Regions from separate parts of the Homo sapiens genome. Here region 2 is linked to region 1. A link is a loop called in an ENCODE intact Hi-C map of the cell type or tissue named here. Cell type or tissue: OCI-LY7. All regions are shown on one strand.

Region 1 (8,000 bases):
CCTGTAATCCCAGCACTTTGGGAGGCCGAGGCGGGCGGGTCACAAGGGCAGGAGATCGAGACCATCCTGGCTAACACGGTGAAACCGCGTCTCTACTAAAAATACAAAAAAAGTAGCCGGGCGTGGTGGCAGGCACCTGTAGCCCCAGCTACTCAGGAGGCTGAGGCAGGAGAATTGCTTAAACCTGGGAGATGGAGGTTGCAGTGAGCTGAGATCGTGCCACCGTGCTCCAGCCTGGGCGACAGAGCGAGACTCCATCTCAAAAAAAATAAATAAATAAAAATGAGAAGAGGGCTTTGTGGGAGTAAAGCCTCAACATGTGTAGGGAGGTGGAAGGGTGTTATCACTCTGCCCAGATGCTGGGGGACTGGCAGCCACAGAGTGGGTAGGCCCCTTGTCCCCAACGCATGGGCCAGGGCTAGGGTGCCAGGCCGGATGGGAGAGACCAGTCCAGAGGCCCATCGCTGTGGAGCCCTGAGCCCCATGAGCCCCGAGCCCCATGAGCCCCAAACAGAAGGGAGCCAGAGTTTAGGGACCTGGCCCTCACACCTCCCCAAGCTCTCCAAGAAAGATGAGGCAGAGGGATCTGGGGGCTGTTTGTCCTTTATCTTCATCCCTGGGGATATGGAGGCCCTCTCCCAGGTCAAGGCCAGAGGGTAGGCCTGGGCCCCCATGCTTCTCCTCCACTCAGATGCCCCACACGCCCCTACCTCTCCTGTTCTGCTCCCCAGCCACTGCCTTGGCCTCCTCCACTCATGCACTGGAACCAGCCTGCTCATGATTGACCCCTACTCCTTGCTAACTATGCCTCAGTTTCCCCATCTGTAAAATGAGAATGACGATAACAACAGGGCAGTTTTCTGAGTGCTTTACACATACTCCTGCTGAGCAGTTCAATCCCTACAACAGCCTGGTGGAGTAGTAACTCTCATTATGTCTCCCTTACTGTACCAATAATAAGTAGAATAATGGAAGTTATACTGGATATCTAGTTCATACACTCATGGAGTAAATGAATTAATGCATGTCACAAAACAAAAAACAAAAAACTCTGGGCCAGACGCAGTGGATCACGCCTGTAATCCCAGCACTGTGGGAGGCCGAGGTAGGTCACAAGTTCAGGAGTTCAAGACCAGCCTGGCTAAGATGGTGAAACCCCGTCTCTACTAAAAATACAAAAATTAGCCGGGTGTGGTGGTGGGCGCCTGTAATCCCGGCTACTCGGGAGGCTGAGGCAGGAGAATCGCTTGAACCCAGGAGGTGGAGGTTGCAGTGAGCCAAGATGGCACCACTGCACTCCAGCCTGGGCAACAGAGCAAGACTCCATCTAAAAAAAAAAAAAAAACAACCAACTCTGGGCCGGGCTCGGTGGCTCACACCTGTAATCCCAGCACTTTGGGAGGCCGAGGCGGGCAGATCACCTGAGCTCAGGAGTTCAAGACCAGCCTGACCAACACAGTGAAACCCCATCTCTACTAAAAATACAAAATTAGCCAGGCATAGTGGTGCATGCCTGTAATCTCAGCCACTCAGGAGGCTGAGGCAGGAGAATTGCTTGAACCCAGGAGGCAGAGGTTGCGGTGAGCCGAGATTGCCCCATTGCACTCCAGCCTGGGCAACAAGAGCGAAACTCCGTCTCGAAAAAGAAAAAACAAAACAAAACAAAACAAAAAAACTCTGGAACAGCTTGGAACACTGCTGATACTCAGTACAGTCTAGCTGGGTTTTTTTTTTTTTTACCCAGCCCCTCCTACCAACACCTTTCCCCAAAATCTAACCTCCATTCCCACCGGACTTTAGGCACACACCTCTTCCCTTGCCTTAATCGCCTTTCCCCTACTTTCCCCCACCTTTCTTCTCTGTGTCCCAGGACCTGGCACAAACGGGTGCTTAATACATGTTTCAGAATGAATGAATGAGGAGGGTTTTGGAAGGAGGCTGGCTGAAGGGATTATTTGATGCTCATCCGCCCTCTGGTGGTCATCAGGGGCATTTCAGGCCTCGGCTCAGCGTTTAAAACAGGAAGGTGGCCAGACAAGGTAGCTCATGCCTGTCATCCCAGTGCTTTGCTTTGGGAGGCTGAGGCAGGGGGATCGCTTGAGCCCAGGAGTTCAAGAGCAGCCTAGGGAACATAGTGAGACCCCTCCCCCCGCAATTTCTGCAAAAAAAAAAAAAAAGTTTTAATTAGTCAGGTGGCCAGGTGTGGTGGCTGACTCCCGCAGTCCCAACTAATTGGGAGGCTGAGGTGAGAGGATCGCTGGAGCCTAGGAAGCTGAGGCTGCAGCGAGCCATGAGCTGTGACGGCGCCACTGCACTCCAGCCTGGGTGACAGAGAGCTTGTCTCAAAAATAATAATATTGGCCAGGCGTGGTGGCTCATGCCTGTAATCCCAGCACTTTGGGAGGCCGAGGCGGGCAGATCACGCACGAGGTCAGAAGATCGAGACCATCCTGGCTAACACGGTGAAACCCCATCTCTACTAAAAATACAAAAAATTAGCCGGACGTGGTGGCGGGTGCCTGTAGTCCCAGCTACTCAGGAGGCTGAGACAGGAGAATGTCATGAACCCGGGAGACGGAGTTTGCAGTGAGCTGAGATCATGCCCTGCACTCCAGCCTGGGCGACAGAGCAAGACTCCATCTCAAAAAAAATAAAATACAATAAATAATAATAATAATAATAATAATAACTAACTAACTAAAATGGGAGGGCAGGCTGGGCACAGTGGCTCACGCCTGTAATCCCAGCACCTCGGGAAGCCAAAGGGGGCAGATCATCTGAGGTCTGGAGTTCGAGACCAGCCTGGCCAACATGGTGAAACCCTGTCTCTACTCAAAATACAAAAAAAAAGTAGCCAGGTGCGGTGGCACGTGCCTGTAGTCCCAGCTACTTAGGGAGCTGAGGCAGGAGGATTGCTTGAACTCGGGAGGTGGAGGTTGCAGTGAGCCGAGATCTCACCATTGCACTCCAGCCTGGGTGACAGAGCAAGACTCTGTCTCAAAAAAAAAAAATATATATATATATATATATATAAATAAATAAATAAATAAAATGGAAGGACAGAAGACAGAAGGCAGGCGGGGCCCCAGAAGGTGGGTGGCAGCCACCTGAGGACAGAGTCTGCAGCCCAGGGGCCGGATCCCAGGGCTTAGGCCCTGCGTGTCTGTGGGACTGCAGGGATTTTCAGCTCCTGAGCCAGCTCCTCCTTTCTTCCCCTTCTCTCTGAGACCCCCTTTCATGTGCGTGTGTTTGTCTGTATTGTGTGTGCGTGTGTCTGTGTCTCTCTGTGTGTGTCGTGTGTGTGCTTGTCATTGTGAGCTGAACTGTGTGACCAAGAGGCCAGGTGTTCAACTGTGTCTGCACAGATGGTGGCAGCAGGTTTTGTCTTTGGAAGATGTATATGTGGGTGGAGCCGTGTGTGATTGAACCCACATTCATGGATGTGTTCCCTGCTTGTGCATGGCTGTCACCAGGAACCTGTCTGGGTCTGAGAATGCTGGAGCTCAGCCTGCCAGTAAGCCGAGAGTGGGCCACAACCTGTCACTGGAACTTTCTGGATCTTGGTTCACTCAATGGTGTCTAGGTGCCTGTGGTCTAGAAGGACCAGTACCCAAGCCCTGAGTCTTGTACACATCTTGCTGTTGGCAGGTATCAGGGCCCCTGGGTGCCTGTGTGTGCTGTTTTTGGGGGAAGCTGGGTCCTGCCTTCCTGTTTCTCATGTGTATGCATTCCCTGTGTTCCAGCTGCAATTGCGGAGCGCCTGCTGTGCATGCTTCTGGGGTAAGAAGGCGTTGCACATCCTCGTTGATGAGCATCTCACGAGTATACTCGTGGCTCTCTAGTTACTTGGCCAAGTCATCTTCCTGTGCACAGGCAGGCTTGCATAAGAGCAAAGAGCTAAAGGCCGGACATGGTGGCTCACGCCTGTAATCCCAGCACTTTGGGAGGCCGAGGCGGGCAGATCACGAGGTCAGGAGATCGAGACCATCGTGGCTAACACAGTGAAACCCCGTCTCTACTAAAAATAACAAAAAAATTAGCCAGGCACGGTGGCGGGTGCCTGTAGTCCCAGCTACTCGGGAGGCTGTGGCAGGAGAATGGCGTGAACCGGGGAGGCGGAGCTTGCAGTGAGCCAAGATTGCGCCACTGCACTCCAGCCTGGGCGACACAGCGAGACTCCATCTCAAAAAAAAAAAAAAGAGCAAAGAGCTGGGAGGCAGACATATTTGAGTTCAAGTTCAGGCTTTGTCTAGCTGTGTGATTCTAGACAAAGGATTTAACTTCAGCCTCAGTTTCCTCATCTGCTAAATGGGGAGAATCAGAGTGCCTAACTCCTAGGCTGTTGTGAGAAGTAAATGAGACGAGGGATGGAAAGCCTTGAGCATGGTGACAGGCACACAGAGGCATGTTATACATGATAGTGGTTACTGGTGCATTTCTGGCTTCGAGCTGGGCCTCTGGGCTGTTTCCTGTCCCCATATCTCTGTGTCCTGTGACCCATGACACATGGCAGAGTGTGTCATTCTAAACCCTGCCACAGCTTTAGAATGGCTGCAAGCAGTTCCCCCACAGCCTGCTAAGAATACTTTACAACACCTGGGCTGCAAAGCCGCTGGCTTCCTACAGACGCAAATCCACATACAGGTGGCCTGATTTTCCAAATCCCAAGTCAGAACACCTGGTCCGACCAGGGAGCTGTATTTATGGGGCGGAAGGGGCGAGCTGTTTGCAGTGAGTCTTTGCCGGACTCCCCCGTTTCTGGCCTTCGTGCATTTGGCCACCTGGGGGAGCCCCTGTGCCCTTCAGTCGGAGGGTAGAGGGGCCGTGTGGGAGGGGAGGGGTGCCAGGAGTCCAGAGGGGTTTGCAGGCTGACGGGGCATCCTTCTGGAGCCAGGCCAGGAGTTAACCCATCTGCTGCCAGCCCCCAGCCCTCACGTCCCAGGGCTCTGGGTGGAGATGCCCAGGGTGGGGTAAGGTCGAGGGGATTCGTCCTCCTTGAGACCAGTGGCAGCAGACAGAACACGGTGTTCCGTACAAATGGTCGAGGCCCTCAAAACGCGCCTGCCCCTTGCTTGGAAGAGTAATGCGCTGAGCTGTGTGGGAATGTGTGTGGCTGCTTGGGTCACTGGGACTCCCAGATCAGCCCAAATGCCTGAGGACTTATGAAGCCCTCTGCAAACCTCTCACTGTGGCTGAAAGCACTGGTGCCAGAGTCCATTGGGCAAATCTCAGCCCCCTGGGTGTGCAGCAGCTGCCTGGATGTGTGCCTCTAAGTCCTCACAGGACCCAGAGGCCAATTCCACGTTACCAACCTCACTTTATGCCTGAGGAAACCAAGGCCATCCAGCTGGTACACAGTGAGGCCTCTTTGCACCCAGGGTGCCCTATGCCAGCCTTTGTTCCCAGCCTCCCCACTTCCACTCTCAGAGGGAAGGCAGAAAGAAGGCCCAGGCAGAAAGAAGGGCCTGTGGTGAGGACAGGAGGGCAGAGAGGCAGGCCTGGAGAAACGGGCACCCATGGGGCGGAGAAGAGGAGGGCTCAAAAGACGTGGATGTGGAGCCAGGTAGGTGGGGTTGGCTGGACCAGACTCTGCAGAAGATCCTGGGAGCAGCCGCAGGAGGCCAGCTGCTGAGGAATGAGGAAGGGAGAAGGAGGGGCAGATGGGGTGTGGACATCTCTTTCAAGAAGGAGGCTGCGGGGCCGTGCTTGGTGGCTCACGCCTGTAATCCCAGCACTTTGGGAGGCCGAGGCGGGCGGATCACTTGAGGTCAGGAGTTTGGGACCAGCCTGGCCAACACAGTGAAACTCGGGAAACCCATCTCTACTAAAAATATCAAAAAATTAGCTGGGTGTGGTGGTGGGCGCCTGTAATCCCAGCTACTTGGAGGCTGAGGCAGGAGAATCGCTTCAATCCAGGAAGAGGAGGTTGCAGTGAGCCGAGATCTTGCCACCGCACTCCAGCCTAGGCAACAGAGCAAAACTCCATCTGGAAGGAGAAGGAAAAAATATATATATATATATATGGAGGCTGTGAAGTCAGGGAAGCAGGAGGGAGGTGGGCTAGAGTACCCTGTGTGAACACAAGACCGACCTGGAGGAAGCCAACAGGACGGACAAATACAGTCAAGGGCCAGCACTGTGGTGGAGCCTGGCTGGGAGGGGTCAGACACACCTCCGTTTCCTCACTGAGGACTGGGATTGGGAGCTGTTTGCCGGTGAGAGGCAGGAAGTGGGATGCCCTGGCGTGGGGGGCGGGCCCTCTTTTCCCTGGGGGATGGGAGGAGAAGGAGCCTAAGAGGATGGGTGGGGAAGGGGAGGGAGCAGGGATTCCCCAGTGGCCCAGGGTTGGGGGGCCTTGGAAGTGAGAGCTCTGTGGGGGCTTCAGTCCCCAGAGTCAGTGCCTCAGGAGGGGCCATGCCTTTCAGGGACCAGGTTCTGGGGTCCCAAGGATGGGCCGGACCTTCTAGACCCGGCCTCCCAGATCTGAGTCTCCTCCCCCAAACGCCTCCTTCCTCCGAGGCTCTGACCAAGCTCTTAGGGGAGATTTCAAGGACCCTCCAGAACCAGGGCTCACTGATTTGGTGGAAAACAAGGTCTGCCGTGAAATCAGAACGTCGGTCCCTGCCCAGGGCTTTCAGACCTCCCCCAGTATGGAAAGAGAAAGGGCTTTCAGACTGTCGGGTGGGGCCCGGGCTAGGGTGATTTTGGCGCCTCCAGCAGGCCGGAGGGAAGCAGCTTGCGGGTGGGCCCTCCCTCCAGATCTGCCCTCAGGCCAGGCCCCTCCCTTTCAGGCCTCCTGTTTCTCCTGTGCCTCTCCCTGAACATTCCCAGGTTCACCTGAGCCTCACTGTGTGCAGGGGGTGCTCTGGACCCATCTCATTCCATTCAGCCCTGAGCCAGGTGCCCCTGCCATGCACTCCTGGGGGAGCTGGGCCTGAGGGCGGCCCTGCCTGCTGATACTGGGAAGCCCCTCCCTGGCCCAGCCCTGGGACAGATGGCCCACTGCCCGCACTGTGTGCTCCTCAGTAAACCCCCGTGGGGGCCCCTCGTCTCCTCCTTGTGGCCTCCCCAGTCTCCCCGTCACATTCGGAGAAGCAGTGAGCTGAAAGAGACAACATCTGGGACTCCCCAGGGTCCCCGTGGCCCAGCTGTCTGCCACCCGCAGCCTCAGGGGACTGCTACCCACCCAGTGCTGGCGTCACCCTGCCCAGCATCCTTTGAGGCAGGGTCCCAAGCTTAGTTCCCTCCTGGCCCAGGATCTTTCAGGCAAGAAAGAGCTATGTGGATGGCCGGGTGCAGTGGCTCATGGCTGTAATCCCTGCACTTTAGGGGGCCTAGGTGGGTGGATCACCTGAGGTCAGGAGTTCAAGACCATCCTGGCCAACATGATTAAACCCCGTCTCTACTAAAAATACAAAAAATTAGCTGGGCAAAAAAAAAGAGCTATGTGGGCCTGGCTTACCACCCTGCAGTGGTCCCTGTTATGAAGGCGGGGGAGGGGTTCCCAGCCAGCTCCTCAAAGGTCTGCCCACATCAGCCCCTAGACACACAGGGCCACCTCAGCCCCAGACTGAAAGTCTGCCCTGAGCCTGGGGAAACAGACATCACTGATGGTCTGTGGGATGACTCCACTTGGGACAGGAGTGATTTCAGGAAAGGCAGAATGCTATGAATTCCCTCGGGCGGAGACCGAGGGCTCGCGGCTCCGAAGAGAAAGGGCCGTCTGCTCAGCTGGGTCCTGCCCCAGAGGTTAGCGCTGCTGTGCTCCATCAGGTGCCCAGCCCACTCCTCTCTTGAGGACACCCAGGGACCAGGCCATGCGCGCTCTTTTCGGCATCTGGGTGTGGCTGGCCCTTGTCAGGAGAGAAGGAACAAACAACTGAGTGATTTGCATACGGGGCCATGTTTGCATTTTGCACCCAGGCTCTGGTCCTGACCTCTGGTCCTGCCCACTCAGCTCAGCCGGCTCAGGTGGCTCACGCTCTCACAGGCAGAAAAAT
Region 2 (8,000 bases), 110 kb after region 1:
GGCAGGGTCAGGAAGTCAAGTCACATTTAGAAGGAATAGAGCAATAGGCCCCACCTGGTGCAAACCGAAAGGTGTTGGTGGGGGCTGGTCAGCAGAGTTTAGGAAATGAGGACTTGGCAGCCAGCACTGTTAGGCGGAGAGGGTGTTCTCCCCAGCAAGTCCCCTGGAGGGGATGGACCCTCAGCTTGCAGACACCAGCCTGGGGGCGGGGCCCTCACCCCCAGCGCTGTGTCCACACTCAGCGGCTACCTTGGTTGTTCTTTAGCTTCTGCAGTGGATTGAACTGTGCCCCTCAATAGACATGTGTGCCTGGACCCTGTGAATGTGACCTTATTTGGAATAGGGGTCTTTGCAGATGTAATAAGTTAAGGATCTTGAGATGACATCATCTTGGATTTAGGGTGGGCCCTAAACCCAATGACTGGACTCCTGATGAGAGAAAGGGGATTGAGAATGAGATCCAGGCTGGGCACGGTGGCTTGCGCCTGTAATCCCAGCACTTTGGGAGGGTGAGGCGGGTGGATCACTTGAGTCCAGGAGTTCAAGATCAGCCTGGGCAACAAAGTGAGACCCCGTTCCTACAAAAAATTAAAAAATTAGCTGGGTATGGTAGTGAGCGCCGTGCTTGTAGTCCCAGCTACTCTGGAGGCTGAGGCAGGAGAATGGCGCGAACCCGGGAGGTGGAGCTTGCAGTGAGCCGAGATCACGCCACTGCACTCCAGCCTGGGCAACAGAGCGAGACTCCATCTCAAAAAAAAAAAAAAAAAAGAGAGAAAAGATCTAATGTTCAAATACATTTGAGAAACACTGTGTGAAACTAGAAATTTCTTTGCTGAGGAACTTCTCTGAGCCTTTAAGAGGCTAAAGAGCTTTGTGAATCACCAGGGGAGTGGGGGAAGGCCAGTACTGCACACAGCTTTTCCCAGACTTATTTAACCCGGGAACCCTTATGTATTATTCAGCTTGGGCTACCATAACAAAAACCACAGACAGGGTGGCTTAAACAACACAAATTTATATTCTCACAGTTCTGGAAGCTGGAAGTCCAAGATCAAGGTGCCAGCAGGGTTGGTTCTGGTGAGGCCTCTCCTGGCTTGCAGACGACTTCCTTCTCCCTGTGGCCTCACATGTGGCCTTTTTTTCTGAGCACGTGCACTCCTGATGTCTCTTCTTATGAGGACACCAGTCCTACTGAATTAAGGTCTCACCCTTATGACTTCATTTAACCTTAATTACCTCCTTAAAGGTCCTATCTCTAAATACAGTCGCATTGAGGGTTAAGGCTTCAATATATAAATTTGGAGGTGGGGACAAATTGTAGCCCATAGCATCTTACTTCATGGGACTGGTGTCCCCAGATACATCTGGGAAAATGCACATTTAATCACCTTGAACTCTATCCCAGGAGTATGGGATTACTGTTAGTTGGCAAGTGCCTGCCATCCATTCCTGCCTATTTGTAAGGATATCCTTGGTGGTAGAAACAGAGGAGACAGCATGTGGAAGACATACTTTTATCATCTATTTTTTTTGAGACAGGGTCTTGCTCTGTTGCCCAGGCTGGAATGCAGTGGCACCATCTTGTCTCACTGCAAACTCCACCTCCCAGGCTCAAGTGATCCTCCCCCCTCAGCCTCCCAAGTAGCTGGGACTACAGTCATGAGCCACAGTACCTGGCTAATTTTTAAATTTTTCTGTAGAGATCAGGTCTCACTATGTTGCCCAGGCTGGTCTCAGACTCCAAGCTCAAGTGATCCTCCCGTCTTGGCCTCCCAACTTGCTGGGATTATAAGGGTGAGCTGCAGCAACCCGGCCAGATACTTTTTTATAGTCCACGACATTTTGCAGCTCCTTTTTCAAAAGATAGAGTCTATTTTCTCCACTACCTGAATCAGGGCTTGGCCTTATGAGTTGCTTTTGTCAAGGGGACAGTAAGGAGCATGACACAAGCAGAGGCATAGAAAGCATTTGTGTTCATCCCTGAGAGGTCTGAGAATAAAAATAATAGGAAAAGCATTTGTGTGCTGGGGCTTGGCCTCTCTTTCTTCTTTTGGAGCCCAGCTGCCGTGTGAAGTCTGGTCTGCTTGATGAGGAGATTAACCTGGCTCTGGTTGCCCCCACCATCCCAGCCAAATGCAGACATGTGAGTGAGGCCATCTGGGACCCAGACCAACCAGCTGCAGCCCACCTGCCAGCTATGGCCACATAGTGAACCAGGTGAGACCAGCAGAAAAACTGAGGAGGAGGTAGGAGTTGACTCTGGAAGCAGGGCTCAAACACCTGACCAAATTGAGGACTAGCTAAAACAGGTTGGGGGCAGAAGCAGCTTTCCATAAGACCCTCCCACCAGCGTGCCCATGTTAGTTTACCATTGCCATGGCAACATCTGGAATTTACCATCCCTTTCCATGGCAACAAGCCAACAACCCAGAAGTTACCACCCTCATCCTAGAAATTTCTGCATAAACTTTGTTTGTTTGTTTGTTTTGAGATGCAATCTTGCTCTGTCGCCAGGCTGGAGTGCAGTGGTGTAATCTTGGCTCATTGCAACCTCTGCCTCCTGGGTTCAAGTGATTCTCCCACCTCAGCCTCCCAAGTAGCTAGGACTACAGGCGCACACCACCATGCCCAGCTAATTTTTGTATTTTTAGTAGAGATGGGGTTTCACCATGTTGGACAGGATGATGTTGATCTCTTGACCTCGTGATCTGCCCACCTCGGCCTCCCAAAGTGCTGGGATTACAGGCGTGAGCCACCATGCCCAGCCAACTGTTTTTTAATTTGCATGTAATTAAAAGTGGGTATAAATATGAGTGCAGAACAGCCTCTGAGCTGTTATTCTGGGCACCCTGTCTATGGGGCAGCCCCACTCCACTAGGAGCAGTACCTCTGCTGCTGCTGTGCACGGCTGTGTCAATAGAAGTTGCTGTTTAACACCACTGGCTTACCTTTGAATTGTTTCCTGGGCAAAGCCAAGAACCCTCTCAGGCTAAGCCCCAGTTTTTTTTTTTTTTTTTTTTTTTTTGAGACAGAGTCTTGCTCTGTCACCCAGGCTGGAGTGCAGTGGCGCCATCTTGGCTCACTGCAAGCTCTGCCTCCTGGGTTTACGCCATTCTCCTGCCTCAGCCTCCCAAGTAGCTGGGACTACAGGTGCCTGCCACCATGCCTGGCTAATTTTTTGTATTTTTAGTAGAGATGGGGTTTCACCGTGTTAGACAGGATGGTCTCGATCTCCTGACCTCGTGATCCGCCCGCCTCGGCCTCCCAAAGTGCTGGGATCACAGGCATGAGCCACCATGCCTGGCCCTAAGCCCCAATTTTGGGGCTTGCCTATCCTGCATCAGAAACACTCAGCTGAGCCCAACCCAAATATAATAATAATAATAACAATAATAATAATAATAGTAGTTGCTTTTTTTTTGAGACAGAGTCTCACTCTATCACCCAGGCTGGAGTGCAGTGGTACAACCTCAGCTCACTGCAACCTCTGCTTCCTGGGTTCAAGCGATTCTCCTGCCTCAGCCTCCCCAGTAGCTTGGATTACAGGCACCCACCACCACACTTGTCTAATTGTCTAATTTTTGTATTTTTAGTGGAGACAGTTTTCACCCTGTTGGCCAGGCTGGTCTTGAACTCCTGACCTCAAGTGATCTGCCGGCCTTGGACTCCCAAAATGCAGGGATTACAGGCGTGAGCCACAGCCCAGCCGTTGCTTTAAGTTACTCAGTTGTGAGGTGGTTTGTTACATAGTAAGGGCCAACTGATACCAAGCATCTTAGAAGAGACCTGTGACTATCATTGCTTTCTTTTTTTTCTTTTGAGATGGAGTCTTGCTCTATCACCCAGGCTGGAGTGCAGTGGTACGATCTTGGCTCACTGCAACCTCCGTCTCCCAGGTTCAAGTGATTCTCGTGCCTCAGCCTCCCTGAGTAGCTGGGATTACAGGCACCTGCTGCCATGCCTGGCTAATTTTTGTATTTTTAGTACAGATGGGATTTCGCCATGTTGGCCAGGCTGCTTTCGAACTTCTGACCTCAGGTGATCCTCCCACCTGGGCCTCCCAAAGTGCTGGGATTACAGGTGTGAGCCACCGCACCCAGCCGACTATCACTGCTTTCTATGAATGGTTTTCTCTGGCTGCTCCCATCTGCACCAAGTTAACCTTTTCAGTATTATAAAGAAACATTCTTGGATGGGCGTGGTGGCTCACACCTATAATCCCAGCACTTTGGGAGGCTGAGGCAGGCAGATCACCCGACATCGGGAGTTCGAGACCAGCCTGGACAACGTGGTGAAACCCCATCTCTACTGAAAATACAAAAATTAGCTGGGTGTGGTAGCATGCACTTGTAGTCCCAGCTACTCGGGAGGCTGAGGCAGGAGAATCTCTTGAACCGGGGAGGCGAAGGTTGCAGTGAGCCAAGATCGTGTCATTGCCCTCCAGCCTAGGAAACGAGCAAAACTACGTCTCCAAAAAAAAAAGAAAGAAACATTCGTCGTTGCCACCAGTCTTGCTATTAAAGTTTCCTAGCATTTTAAAGACATCAGCATAATGAGTATCAGGTGAAAAGTCTTAAAATTAATACCCCACAAAAATAGGATGTGAGCTTTATTAGGCCAACTCCTGAAATTACCCATATGGATTGTCTCAGAGGAAATTCAAAACATGTTTTAAATTATGGAATGTGTTTAACATGTAAAAACTGGTCTTGCTTGAATACTCTTGAATATCCCACTGGAAGGAGCTGGTGGAACACTCAGGTTTTACTTGCAAAAAATTTTCCTGAAAGAAATGGCATCATCTTCTGAAAACCAAACTGATAAGACTGTCTTGGTAGGGTTGGGCAGGGGCAAGAGAGTGGGGGTGGGTGGGAGGAGCCCTGGATATGGGGAGAAACCCAGATGTCCTCCCCAGCCAGATCCAGCTCTCTGCTGCCTCCAAGTGCTGGTTCGATGGCATCTCAGGAGAGCGCAGCCTGTGATTCTATGGGATGGCTGATCCCTCAGACTTGAGTCTGAACCCCAGACCCCAAGTGGCAAGGTGAATAGGAGGTCTGTGCTCTGTACCTCACTCCCACCCTTACCCCAAAAGCTGCCCATTCACTGTCATGCCACAAGGTGTCCGGTGACAGGAGATCAGGAATCATTAGCAACCACTGCCTCTTCCAGAGCAATTTAATTTTGGGGTCCGGTTAGCATTGTATTCAATACACAGAAGGTCATCCAAACCCCCCACTAAGTGTGAGTTCCATCTGCAGTAATTATATAACAGTTGAATTGCACTGAAATTGAACTTTTTGTTTTTGTTTTGTTTTGGTGGTCAAATACACATAAAACGTACCATTTTAAAGTGCAGAATTCAGTGGTATTAAGACCATTCACAATATTGTGCGACCATCACCACTACTTAGTCCCAGAGCTTTTTCATCACCGGATGGCAACCCATACCCATTAAGCAGCCACTGTATTTGACTTTTGACATAAGGTTACAATTCCTAGACACTTAAACATCTATTAACTTTGAAATGGCATTTTAATTTTTATATTTGGAGTCAATTAATTTTTTTTTATATGGAGATTCACTCTTGTTGCCCAGGCTGGAGTGCAGTGGTTCGATATCAGCTCATTGCAACCTCCACCTCCTGGGTTCAGTGATTCTCCCGCCTCAGCCTCCCGAGCAGCTGAGATTACAAGCACATGCCACCACATCCTGCTAATTTTTGTATTTTTAGTAGAGATGGGGTTTCACCATGTTGGCCAGGCTGGCCTTGAACTCCTGACCTCAGGTGATCCACCTGCCTCGGCCTCCCAAAGTGCTGGGATTACAGGTGTGAGCCACTGCACCCGGCCAAGAGTCAATTAATTTTTTAAAAGTCACACACATTTTCACAGGACCTTCAAAGCTGTAGGCTTAGGTCTATGCCTGGAGGGTCTGGGTCGGAGGAGGCCAGAAGAGCCCCTCTCTACTCCCACCTCCCCATCCCACCATGGGCTTCTGGGACTTGGGCCCTACTGTCTTCCCCACAGTAGCCCTGCCTCCCTACATCACACTGCCATTGGCCAGTGATTCTTCTCAATATCCCCATGCAGTATAATGATTTTTCCAAAATATGAAAGTATTACATGGCATTATAGATAAGCTGGAACGTGTAGATGAGCATAAAGGGGAATAGCCACCCTCCCCAATTCTACCCCCTTGAGAGAACCACTGTTAACATGTGGGCATGCTTTTCCCTCAATCCCTTTTTCTAGAGAAAATCGCCACTCAATTCTGGGCTTTCTGCATTTTATTTTTTAAAAAGTGCCCAAGTGCCGGGCATGGTGGCTCACGCCTGTAATCCCAGCAATTTTGCAGGCTGAGTTGGGCGGATCATCTGAGGTCAGGAGTTCGAGACCAGCCTGGCCAACATGGTGAAACCCCATCGCTACTAAAAATACAAAAATTAACTGAGTGTGGTGGTGTGTGCCTGTAATCTCAGCCACTCAGGAGGCTGAGGCAGGAGAAATGGGCAGCAGAGTGAGACTCCATCTAAAAAAAAAAAAAAAAAGCCAAAAGTAACCATTCAAATGACCATACTTCAGCCAATATATATACAAGTCATATTTGCATTTACAATATTGAGATCCTGATGTACTTTCACTTTTAAACTTTGCTTTTGTTCACTTATGAAAATGATATTTTGAGCAATTTTTATCTTTAAACAATTTTAATAGCTGTATAAACTTAAATATAAATTTAATACAGTTTAAGATATAACTTTAATAGCTGCAGGCTGGGCACAGTGGATCATGCCCGTAATCTCAACACTTTGGGAGGCCAAGGCAGGTGAATCACCTGAGGTCAAGAGTTCGAGACCAGCCTGGCCAACATGGTGAAACCCTGTCTCTACTGAAAATACAAAAATTAGCCGGGCGTGGTGGTGGGTGCCTGTAATCCCGGCTACTCGGGAGGCTAAGGCAGGAGAATCGCTTGAACCCAGGAGGCGGAGGTTGTAGTGACTCAAGATCGCGCCATTGCACTCCAGCCTGGGCAACAAGAGCAAGACTCTGTCTCAAAAAAATAAAAATATGTAATCCCAGCACTTTGGGAGGCCGAGGTGGGTAGATCACGAGGTTAGGAGATTGAGACCATCCTGGCTAACATGGTGAAACCCCGTCTCTACTAAAAACACAAAAAATTAGCCGGGTGTGGTGGCTCGCGCCTGTAATCCCAGCTACTCAAGAGGCTGAGGCAGGAGAATCCCTGGAACCCGGGAGGTGGAAGTTTCAGCGAACTGAGATGGCACCACTGCACTCCAGCCTGGGCAACAGAAAGAGACCCCATCTCAAAAAATAAAAATAAAATTAAAATATAAAAAATAAAAATAAAAATAAAAAAATAAAAAAAATTACTAGCTACATTCTCATCATATAGGCACATCATACTTTATTTAACCAATTTATCATAGGATGTTTTTTAGTCAGTTTTCACAGGGTTAAGCTGTGATAACAAACCATCCCAACATCTCAGTGGCTCACAATGATAAAGGCTTATTTCTTGCCTGTTTTTCATTTTTTAAATTTTATTTATTTTTTCAAGACAGAGTCTCACTCTGTCACCCAGGCTGGAGTGCAGTGGCGTGATTTCGCCTCACTGGAACCTCTGCCTCCTGGGTTCAAGTGATCCTCCTGCCTCAGCCTCCCAAGTAGCTGGGATTACAGGTGCCCGCTGCCACACCCGGCTCATTTTTGTATTTTTATTTTATTTATTTATTTATTTATTTTTTTATTTTTTGGAGATGGAGTCTCGCTCTGTCACTCAGGCTGGAGTGCAGAGGCATGAACTCGGCTCACTGCAAACTCCGCCTTCCAGGTTCAAGCAATTCTCCTACCTCAGCCTCCCAAGTAGCTGGGATTACAGATGTGTGCCACCATGCCCGGCTAATTTTTGTATTTCACTTGAGACGGTGTTTCACCATGTTGGCCAGGCTGGTCTCGAACTCCTGACCTCAGGTGATCCG

The links. Hi-C counts contacts between places; a loop is a spot of excess contacts. Peaks named below come from ENCODE experiments on the same cell type or tissue, not always from the same donor. Only the 100,000 strongest peaks of a DNase experiment are listed, where the experiment ranks them.
Region 2: it touches region 1 in a loop (5-fold over the local background); 16 of 110 quality-filtered maps call a loop at or near these places.

What each region holds. Positions count from the first base shown.
Region 1 is chr2:231,671,790-231,679,789 of GRCh38, reverse strand. No RefSeq gene overlaps it. Among named protein-coding and RNA genes, the nearest start is that of PTMA, 33 kb to the left of the region's middle. RefSeq lists enhancers at 4,469-4,718, 4,638-4,932, 6,222-6,944, 6,931-6,980, 7,481-7,530 and 2 more. In OCI-LY7, CTCF peaks have their summits at 1,970 (motif pointing left), 4,577, 4,781 (motif pointing right), 6,741 (motif pointing left) and 2 weaker places; DNase peaks (open chromatin) are centred at 1,979, 4,629, 7,099, 7,899 and 6 weaker places; H3K4me3 peaks cover 4,551 bases; H3K27ac peaks cover 7,496 bases.
Region 2 is chr2:231,560,505-231,568,504 of GRCh38, reverse strand. No RefSeq gene overlaps it. Among named protein-coding and RNA genes, the nearest start is that of TEX44, 28 kb to the left of the region's middle. In OCI-LY7, CTCF peaks have their summits at 4,759 and 4,964; a DNase peak (open chromatin) is centred at 4,934.